Linked DNA regions of Homo sapiens: region 1 is linked to region 2. Evidence: chromatin loops called from intact Hi-C (ENCODE). Cell type or tissue: Caco-2. All regions are shown on one strand. Each heading gives the region's core, and the rest is flanking DNA. Links, peaks and the distances in the headings are about the cores only. Region 1 overlaps C21orf91 (chromosome 21 open reading frame 91). Region 2 holds the start of LOC124900465 (a long non-coding RNA gene).

What was found. Peaks named below come from ENCODE experiments on the same cell type or tissue, not always from the same donor. Only the 100,000 strongest peaks of a DNase experiment are listed, where the experiment ranks them.
Region 1: it touches region 2 in a loop (5-fold over the local background); 5 of 110 quality-filtered maps call a loop at or near these places.

The regions. Positions count from the first base shown.
Region 1 is chr21:17,794,175-17,799,559 of GRCh38, forward strand. C21orf91 (chromosome 21 open reading frame 91) reads right to left here. Exons shown (of 5, transcript NM_001100420.2): 3 at 2,408-2,944; 4 at 1,034-1,096. All of the region lies in intron 2 of LOC124900465 (a long non-coding RNA gene), which reads left to right. Among named protein-coding and RNA genes, the nearest start is that of C21orf91-OT1, 4.4 kb to the left of the region's middle. In Caco-2, for the core only: no CTCF peak of the experiment used is centred there; no DNase peak of the experiment used is centred there.
Region 2 is chr21:17,742,450-17,747,834 of GRCh38, forward strand. It overlaps LOC124900465 (a long non-coding RNA gene), which reads left to right and starts at 2,846. Exons shown (of 3, transcript XR_007067823.1): 1 at 2,846-2,919. In Caco-2, for the core only: no CTCF peak of the experiment used is centred there; a DNase peak (open chromatin) is centred at 2,832.

The DNA of each region.
Region 1 (5,385 bases), core at 179-5,178, 52 kb after region 2:
GAGAGGCTGTGTGGTTAAGCTTTGGAGTTTAAATCCTTGATCTGCTACTGATTGGATGCATGATCTCTGTAAGCAACTTAACATCTCTGAAGTACAATTTTCTCATCTAAAAGGAAATAAATTGAAAAGGAGACAACTGCGGAATCTGAACATTACTTGTTAGTGTTAGCATTATACTTGATGACGTTAAGGAATTATTAACTTTAAATGGTGTGATAATGAGACTGTGACTGTTTTTTAAAAAGTTATCTCTTTTAGAGGAAATCCTAAACTATTTATGGACAAAAAACAGTGTGTTAGCTAGGATTTGTTTGAAAATAATCCATGCTACTGGTAGTGCAATGGGAATGGATGCAAGTAGAGATACTGATTATTATGCCTTTGCTAACAGTTGAAGCTGGTGAAAATGGCTTAAAGGGTTCACTATACTAGTCTCACTACTTTTATATATGTTTGAAATTGTTTATAATTTAACAAAAAAGACTAATATCACATGCCTTAAAGAACTGTTTGGGAGGACTCCCACATAGTGCCTGGTGCAATAGTGGGTAGTCAATAAAATGTTAGTAAGAGGTGGTAGTTTCCATTTTCACTTAGAAAAGAAAAATGTGGCTGGGCGCAGTGGCTCACACCTGTAATGCCAGCTCTTTGGGAGGCTGAGGCAGGAGGACTGTTTGAGCCCAGGAGCTCGAGATCAGCCTGGGCAACATGATGAAACCCCCTCCCTATAAAAAATAGAAAATTAGCTGGGTGTAATGACAGTAAGTCCCAGCTACTCGGGAGGATCACCACTGCACTGCAGCTAGGGTGATGAAGCAAGATTCTGTCGCAAAAAAAAAAAAAAAAGGAAAAATGTATTTCCTCTGCAGTTGAAAGTTGTTTCTTTCTTATTCTTTTTGCTCTGGAAACTCTAACAGGTTTGAATATCTCATTTCCAAATTTAAATGTAGATAAAGCCAGTGGTGTCCTATCATAGATGATTTTCTATGTCAAAATTTGTCACACACAAAAAAGTACTGACAGTGATTCTTACCCTGGATTTGCTGTAGGAGCTTTGCATTCAGTTGCTCTACCTCACCAAGAGTCATCGAATTCACTGAAACATGAAAATGTATTCACTATTACCACAACAACCTAGGAAAACATGCTGCTTACATCACCAACACAATATCCTATTTTTAAAAATCAGCACTTAACTGCCAACACAACATTCAGCAGTACTCCAGTATTCAACCATTAACGCTCGTAAGTGTGGAGTAGAAGTTTTCAAACCCTGACCACAACCCATGGTAAGAAAATTTTATTTTTATTCTTTTTTGAGACAGGGTCTCACTTTGTCACCCAGGTGGCAGTGCAGTGGTGCGATCAATGGCTCACTGTTGCCTCAACCTCCTGGGCTCAAGTGATTCCTCCCACCTCAGCCTCCCTAGGAGCTGGAATCATAGGCGTGTGCCACCACACCTAATTTTTTTATTTTTTGTAGAGATGGGGTCTCCCTGTGTTGTCTAGGCTGGTCTTGAACTCCTGGGCTCCAGTGATCCTCCCACCTTGGCCTCCCAAAGTGCTGGGATTATAGGTGTGAGCCACTGTGCCTGGCCAGAAACATATTTTTTATCACTCCCAGTACATCACCACCCTCCAATGAAATAAAAGTTTCACCAAAAAATAGTAGTAGGTCCAATGAATTCTGGTATCTCCTATTCGGTTTCAGTTTTTAAAAAGTGTTAGTCACTACCCATTAAGCTTATTTTGATTAAGCATTAGATAGTTTATAACCTGCAGTTTGAAAAATAAATTTGTCTGTCTAGATGTAGAATCTTAAATAATTCACATTTAGAATCAAGAAGTTGTATAACAAGATAGCAGAGGTCCCTTCTGGCTCTGAAAACATGATTTCAAGACAATTAAAATCACCTCAGCTTCTGTAAATTTTTGTAGAAATAGATGTAGAGAGAATGAGTCACCCTTTCTAACTTTACAATAAGTGCACACATTACCTTTGGCCTTTAGTAAAATGTCACATTTTTGCTTCTGAAATGCCACCACCAGTCAATTAGTCTTACAGGGATCAGCAACATGACAATGTGTATTAGCCAACAGATGAAGCTGTACTTCTAAACTATACGAGTCCTAGATGTTCCAATTCACAGTTTGTTGATTCCATTTAGTGTAATCATTTTAAATGGCAAAACAAACATGGAAATTGCTTAACTTCAATGCTTAGAAGACAGAATCCCAGTGAATGAAAAATTTTAAGATGTCTCATTTTTGCTAAGGTGAACCTGTTAAATACAATGTTTCCCAAATCTATGATTCCACAGCAAAATTCTTGACCCATTACACATCTATACAAATGTACAAAAATCCCAAACCACCCAACTTTTACTTTTCTCCCCATTTTACTTACATTCCTCTCTGCTGTAATGTGGATGCTGGGTCTGGACATTAGCCTCTGGACTAGAGATTGTCTCTTCTTTTTTCTGTGCCTGGTTGTGACTATGAGGCCACAATACACTGTTACGACATAAAGTGGCACCTGAATCTTGTAACATAGAAAGTCCAAAGTCTGTATTTTCCCTCTGCTCCAAAATTCTTTGTGTACAGTTAGAGATGCCACCTGCACTTCCATCTATCCATTTTGCAGAATATTTTGGTACTTGGGAGTCAAACTGTGGGAGTAATTTTTCTTCTGGCTTATGCCTGAAATTAAACAGATGATGCTGGGGGTTTTTAGAACATTCAGAATCTGAATCCAGATCCTTATTTTGTGCATACTGCACAATCCAGTTTATCTTCTTACTCAAAATGGTTTTAACTTCTTCATAAGTACTTTTTGAAAGCTTAGATCGAGGACAACCCTGGTTTGCAATTAAATGGTATTTTTCAAAGCAGTCTTTATGGCCCCTTAATGATTTGGTGTGCAAGAGATCAGACTTTGGTACCCCTATGGAAAAAAAAGAGAAACAAAAGACTTGAGAAATTTTGTTTTCTATAAGTCACTTTAAGAACATACAAATCTTAGTAAAATCAGAGTCCCTGATAGTCTGTGAATTAGAGGAAAAATGCTAAAGAATATTAGTATTAATATACAATGTGGCCTAATAATTTCTGCTTCAATATTCAGTAATATTAAATTCTTATGGATAGCAAAATCTTTCTAAGAACTTAATTATTCAATTTTAATCCTAGTCTAGAGATGTTACTGCACGATATAAAAAAATACTACTGAACCCAGCAATTTACCTTTACAGATTCTTGGCCTTTACATTATAGTGCTTTCTTCATGAAACCTTCTGAAGTACACACTTGCAAAAATATCTATAATATTATGAGGTTCAATAACAGAAATACTGAACAAGTTTTCCTCCCTAAAACACAGTAAATCATGTTCTTAAATTATGTTTATTGAAAAAAAAAAAACCAGAACCAGAAAAATGCAAATAAAAGTCAAAAATTCAATAAACTATTTAGATTTATTTTTAAAGAAAATCAAAGCATCTAACATTTTTCACATTTCCATTTTATAGTTACTAAAACCTTATCAAGATAATTTTATTTTCTAGAAGAAATGCATTATACTCAATCATTTTCCATACAGCAGTAAATTCAATCTGCCAAGATCCAACAGCCAGTAATTCCTCAACTCACAAATGTTCATTATATACCATAAATAACAGAAATATTACTTTTATATCTCTCAACTTAGTAGAGTATAAGTATGCTACCTCAATTGTTTTTTAAAAATATAAAAATTATAAAAATATAAAACATTTTCAAATATCTAATACATTTCAAAATACAGAATATATTCACACATTTTTATAAGTTCAAGCCATGTTATTAAAGTTAAACAGCGCTACTTTTATGCTGAAGGTGAATTAGGAATGTGGACCTGAAAATTTATGTCTGCCAGAATTAACCAGTTTAAATCTGCTTAGCTTTTCAAATGGAGTAAGCGGAGAGCCACTCAGGAGCTAGTTTAAAAAAAAGTTTTAGCTGATTCATCAGAAAAAAATACATTTTGTAATTCCTCCTTTCCTTTAAAAATTGAACTCATAGTTATTTTATTTGAACTCCAAAGTCTGGCTAAAAGAAAGATAATGAAGCATTTGTACTTTAATGGTATGAAATAAAGTATTAGCATACTTGTGAATATTAATGTTTTTAAAAATATATATAGTATCAGCCAATGGTGGGACTTGATGAGACTGTCAAAACCAAGTGTTAAATTGGTTATCAGTTCCCTCAACAGTTACTGTAAGCTATGTGAACACACCTCTAAAACATTAATATTGTAAGCACATGTAAACAACTGCTCTCATGAGGTAAACTCAAATATCTGAGCCTTGTTTTTTCCAATGAGTACAAAAATTGCTGGAAACTTAAACAGAATTTAATATACATCTTATTTATCACTTTGCTCCTTGTACTGCAATTGTGAGCACGTATACATTTCTACCAGTTATTATCTGATTAGGTCAAATTTCCAGCAACATTAGAATATGTGAATTATAAATCTCAAAGCTTTATTTGATAATAGAGTATACATCTTTAAAAATGGGAAACTGACATAAAAAGGAAGCTCACGAGCTCTGCTTTATTAAGTTTTATTATTACGCATTTTAGATAATAAGACAAAACAGTAGTTATCACAAGTTATACACCAAAGGAAAAATGGTTCCATTCTGCTATCTGATTCCAATGCTTAGTTTTCTGGGAAACACTGGTATGCAGAGAGAACCTGAAGCTTGCCTATTACTAACTGAAACATTTATTAAAGAGCTCCCCTACCCTCTGCAAACTCTTTTAGGTCTTGTTGCCAACAGATGGTTAGCTAATCCCTCAAAACCGTAAATGGTCTCATTCTCAGTGCACTGCCTCAGCTCTATGTAGCAATGAAATTCTTTAGCATATAAAAAAGGTTGTGAACTAGGCTATGGAAAGTAATTAATATTTATTGTTATATTTTGTGGGTTTTTTAGTATTTATACAGAAACTCCGATAAAAAAGTACATTAAATAACTAATTTTCTGATGTACTCTAGAGCTTCAACAATAGGTCAATATAATAGATATCTATTTGAAGAATAATGAGGACTTGTAATGTTTATCTACTGTTTCTTCTTAATGATTCATATAATATAATTTCCACTTAGATGTACCTATTGGCTCCTCGAACTCACCTTACTGAACACTTAACTCCTTTATCTCTCTCACCACACAACTCCAAAACTGATCCCCTTACTGAATCTGGCATCACCAACTAACTGCTCAAGGAAGAAACCTGGGTGTCCTCCTTGAAAGCTCTTCACTCCCCGCAATCCCAGAGGTTTTGCTGACCGTCTTAACAGATTTCTCCCCCATAAAATCTAGCACCTACAACATC
Region 2 (5,385 bases), core at 208-5,207:
GCTGTTGTTGATGGGCTTTCCCCAAAGTCAGTCCTCTATGTGATTTGAGCAATTGGATATTTAGTAAGAAGAACTTCTGTGCATATCAAAGAAAAACCAGAGTTAATGGTTAGAACAAACTATAAACTCAGTTTTTTAGTCCAGAGGTCAGCCAGTTGAGAGGATTTTTAGATGTTGAGCTTGAAGCATGTTCAGATGAAGTCAGAGAAGATAGTGGCAATCTAGTTTGCAGTTTACATCAGATATTCCAGGAAACTTTCTGTGCAGTCAATACATCAACAAGCATGAAGACTGTTCAGATATTTAGTTGCTATAGTGATTTCTCTTAAAATTTATATCAAGTTGTCTAGCTTCAGCTCGTGGGGCTTTAGGAAAAAGCAGTTTTAATTTCAGTGATTCCAAGTCAGACATATGGGGAAAAATGAGAAATATTAGGTATAGACTTGTAACTACAGGAGAGTTCAGGATTGAGTCCAAATTGTAGATAAACAATAAAAACTGAAAAGCAATAGATGAGGTTATAATCTAATAATAGCTGTACTATAGTTTTTTTCTGAAACATAATTTCTTTCTCTCTGGTTTCCCATTTTTACTAAGGATGAATCACAATACAACCAATTTATTTGTAAAACAAGTTTTACTCTTATTATACTTGGCCTGATGATTTGCATAAAGTGCAGCAAGAATAGTGATTGGTCATATAGGCTCCTTTAAATTGGCTTTGCTGAAACTTTTAAAATATGAAACCTCAAATTAGACTTTTAAAAGACCCTCTAGGTCAGCCAAGCTGATAATTTATTTGTGCCTGCAGATACCCGTATAAATTGGGTAAATTCTTCTCTTCTTGAGTTCCCAAAATAACTTGAGGTTCCTGGGCCGGTCAAGAAAGTGACATTCTTTACTTACCACAGGTCAGAAATTTTGTAAAGAAATTGCTTAGGCAAGGTAAGAGGCCAGTATTTTGAAGGGGTTTTTTATCAGTTCTATTAATTCACTTCAGTTCCTCAAAGCAGTCTGGTCATATGCCACTCCAGTCAAAGCCTTGGTAAAATAACCAGTGTTTCCAATTGTGTCCTGTTACAAAAGAAAACAGATTCTTATTGAATTTATGCAAATAACTATATTGCCTTAAATTAAGAATACTCACAAATCATTTCAAATTCTGGAGAAATCTGGTAGAGAGAAAGAAAAATGCTTTCATTTTGCTTGCAAAAGTATATTTTACCCAATTTGTTGTAAGTTATAAATAGCTTCAAAGAAAAAAAAGTTCTCTTTACCCTGGAAAACCAAACATTAATAGAATCAGCAATGTTTCTAACAAAAAAAGTCATTAAATTTATTTCAGACAATATGAATAATCATACCACAAAGTACCAAAAGGTATACCAGAGTCACTACACCAAGACCAGTCATATGCAAATGTTTTTCTTCCACTAATGAAAACTTTGCAGAGGAGACAAGTGGTCATTTTCATTGGCTGCCCAACCAGATTATACATAGAGAAAGGCTGGGAGTCTGACTGGTAGAAAAATTCTTATCTTTTTGCTGGCTTGTCAGGTTCTTGGGTTCTCATCTTTGTAGCTTCTAGAAGAGCAGAGCAGGTTTGATGATCCCGTTTGTAACACCAAACTACAGGAGCCAAGGCCGTTGGCCCCCTAAATTTTTGCTCGAAATCTCTGACGTGAGGCAGACTGATTAATAAAATAAAAATTTATTTATTTTTTAAGACAGTGTCTTGCTCTGTTGTCCAGGTTGGAGTGCAATGGCATGATCTTGGCTCACTGCAGCCTCAACCTCCTGGGCTTCAGTGATCCTCTCACCTCAGCCTCCCAAGTAGCTCAGGCCACAGGGACCATGCCTGACTAATTGTTTATATTTTTTCTAGATATGGGGTGTCCCTATGCTGCCCAGGCTAGTCTTGAACTTCTGGGCTCAAGGGATCCTCCTGCTTCGGCCTCCCAAAAGTGGTGGCAATACAGGTGTGACCCACTGTGCCCCGCTTCAAATTTACTTAATGGGTATAAATGAATCTTCAGAATGAAGAGCCAAAGATAGAGGAGAAATTGTCCATTTTTATGTTTAGATTTAACAGTTAGATAGCCATGTAGAAATGTGATTGGATGGCCAGGCGTGGTGGCTCACGCCTGTAATCCCAGAAATTTGGGAGGCCGAGGCGGGCGGATCACTTGAGGTCAGGAGTTCGGGGCCAGGCACTGTGGCTCATGCCTGTAATCCCAGCACTTTGGGAGGCCAAGGTGGGTGGATCACGAGGTCAGGGGATCAAGACCATCCTTGCTAACACGGTGAAACTCTGTCTCTACTAAAAATACAAAAAAAAAAAAATTAGCCGGGCGTGGCGGTGTGTACCTGCAGTAACAGCCGCTGGGGAGGCTGAGGCAGGAGAATGGTGTGAACCCGGGAGGTGGAGCTTGCAGTGAGCTGAGATCGCACCACTGCATTCCAGCCTGTGCGACAGAGTGAGACTCCGTCTCAAAGAAAAAAAAAAAAAAAAAAAAAAAGGAGTTCGGGACCAGGCTAGCCAAAATAGTGAAATCCCTACTAAAAATACAAAAATTAGCCGGGTGTGGTGGTGGGCACCTATAATCCCAGCTACTTGGGAGGCTGAGGCAGAAGGATTGCTTGAACCTGGGAGGTGGAGGTTGCAGTGAGCTGAGATTGTGCCACTGCACTCCAGCCTGGGTGACAGAGTGAGTTTGTCTCAAAAAAAAAAAAAAAAAAAAAAAGAAATGTGACTCGACAAAAAGGATAGAATCTAATGTAAATAGGCTGAGTGGGGAAACCCAGCCAGCCCCGTCTGTCTAGATTCTTCTCAGCCTGTCCGAGCACACATTCCTTTCTTCTGGATATGGGGCAGGATCCTTTCTGGAACGGGGATCTTATGACCTGTAGTCAAACAAGGTAGGTCGGATAATTTCTTTGTGGTCAGTTTTTACACAGAAAGGCAGAGGGAAAATTAGAATAATCGTTTGAGGCTTTGTAACTAACTCTGGGGAGAAGGGGTTCTGGTTTCTTTTTTTTTTTTTTTTTTTTGAGACGGAGTCTCGCTCTGTCACGCAGGCTGGAGTGCAGTGGCGTGATCTTGGCTCACTGCAAGCTCCGTCTCCCGGGTTCACGCCATTCTCCTGCCTCAGCCTCCTAAATAGCTGGGGCTACAGGTGCCCACCACCATACCCGGCTAATTATTTTGTATTTTTAGTAGAGACGGGGTTTCTCCGTGTTAGCCAGGATGGTCTCGATCTCCTGACCTCGTGATCTGCCCGCCTCGGCCTCCCAAAGTGCTGGGATTACAGGCGTGAGCCACCGCGCCTGGCCAGGGGTTCTGGTTTCTAAGACCCACCGTGGGGAAGAGGGATTCTAGTTTCTATGGCTAGTCTCCAGGGAAGATGGGACTGAGAGATAGTAGGGCAGAGAAAAACTTTTGCTTCTGAGGCTGCTGTTGAGGCCCTTATTTGGGGGTGTTGTATTCTGAGCCCTAACATTAATAAGAGAAAAGCCATACCAATTAAAGTTTTACATGACGTGGGAGCCTTCATAAGGAAATGAAGACCCGAAGAAACAAACCTGAAGCTTTTTACAGTAGGTTTGATCAAGAGTAGACAATCATGGAGAAATATGATAGGACAAAGATGGTTTAAACTAAATGTAATCAATGGAGGAAAACTTAGTAAAGTCTATTTGTTCAGATTCTTTTTTGTGTCTCTGTGTCTTCAGATATAAGGATGTTCCTTCCTGTGGGTATGGGGAGGGTGTTACGACCTGTTCCAGGGAAAAAGGGTAGGGCAAGATCAGAGTGACCTTTCTACTTCTGTGGTTTTCTTAAATTCCTTCAGCTTTGGGGTAACATGTGTTTAACCCCACCATGGGAAAGTGGACAACAGTATCAATGGCTTCTAATTCTTACAGTAAAAATGTCTCATAAATATTACATAAAATCTGGCTTTAAGGAAGGTAAAATTGGATTTATCCAACACTGTTACAGGGAAGCATTTCTAATGATTCAAGGGGACAGGAAACTGAACAAATGATATTGGCAATGTTGAATATGTGTCCAGGAGCTCACTGAGGAGGGAACTTGGCTTAGTCATCTCGGGGTCTTTAGGACCTAGAGCTTAGCCCTGACTTATAGCTTCATAAAGTGTTTACTGTTCCTTATAAGATCCTTTAAAATTCTTCCTTAGTGACCATGAGAAGGCAGTTTTTATCTTCCCAGAAACAGATTTGAATAATTTAAAACCAGTTGTAGCCACCGTGGGGTTGTAGAGTATCGAAGTTAACAGTTGAGGGGCTGAATTCAAGCTGCAGACAAATTAATTTTTTTGGTCTTTATCAGCTCAGATTGTAAAACATTAAATTTAGATTCCCTTGGAAGAGAAGTACACTCTCCAGTTTTAAACTTTCCCTGCACTCTCTTAAGGTTCAATAATTTGGATCCCTGGAACAAACTGATAGTAGGCAGATTCACAGAAGGAAAAGCATACAGTTCATTACTTGCAATTGAACAGAAGCCTCACAAAATATAAGAGTCAAAGAAAGACCAGATGACTAAAGTTGTTATGCCACACAGAAAGGAATTGAAGCTAGGGTGCCCTGGAGGGTGGTGGCAACAAGCTATGGGGGCAAGAGGAGGAACTGTACAGCGAGTAAAAGCTGTCTTATTATGCAGATCAAGTCTCTATGGCAGCAGCCCTCAGAAGAATAGATGATAGCCAGTGGTACAAGTTTCTCTGAAGGAGGTATCAGACTATTATTCTCTTTCTGTGAGTTAATCTTTCGTGGTTGCTATTTTTCTGGGGGAACTTCCCTGAGTCAGATAAGGCAAGATCAGAGAAAACCCTTACCTGCATTTGCTGCTTTCCAGGTGCTCTCAGTTTGAGTTTTAAAGCGGCATATTTGAGGGTATCATTTTCTGAGCTGCAACACAAGTGTTTCTTATTATATGACAATTGTTTTGCTAGCCTTATGCCTGAAGGCACTGGAGTTTGACCCTTTCTCAATACCTGAGAAACGAAGAAGCGCAGCTAGCTGAGTGAGCTGATGTAAAAAACCCAAAATCAGTGTTTTCAAGCTTGCATCGCTACATCAAGTGGCTTCCTAAACTAGGGGAAGATACTTGCATCTTCTTATTTGTTCAATTTGCCTCTCTGGTTTCCAGTTGCCCTATTAGCAGGCAATCTAGAACCTCCTTCTTAATGACCCGCTCCAGCCAGGTAGGTCCTATTTGCAAACACCAGATTTTCCAGGCACCGTTAGACACTGATGGCACCACTGGCTTACAAAATTCTTTTGGTGCACCTCCCAGGCTTAGGGATTATTTTCCAAACACAACTGCTGAGGCCAGATTCTGGGCCTGGCCTGTGTGTCTAG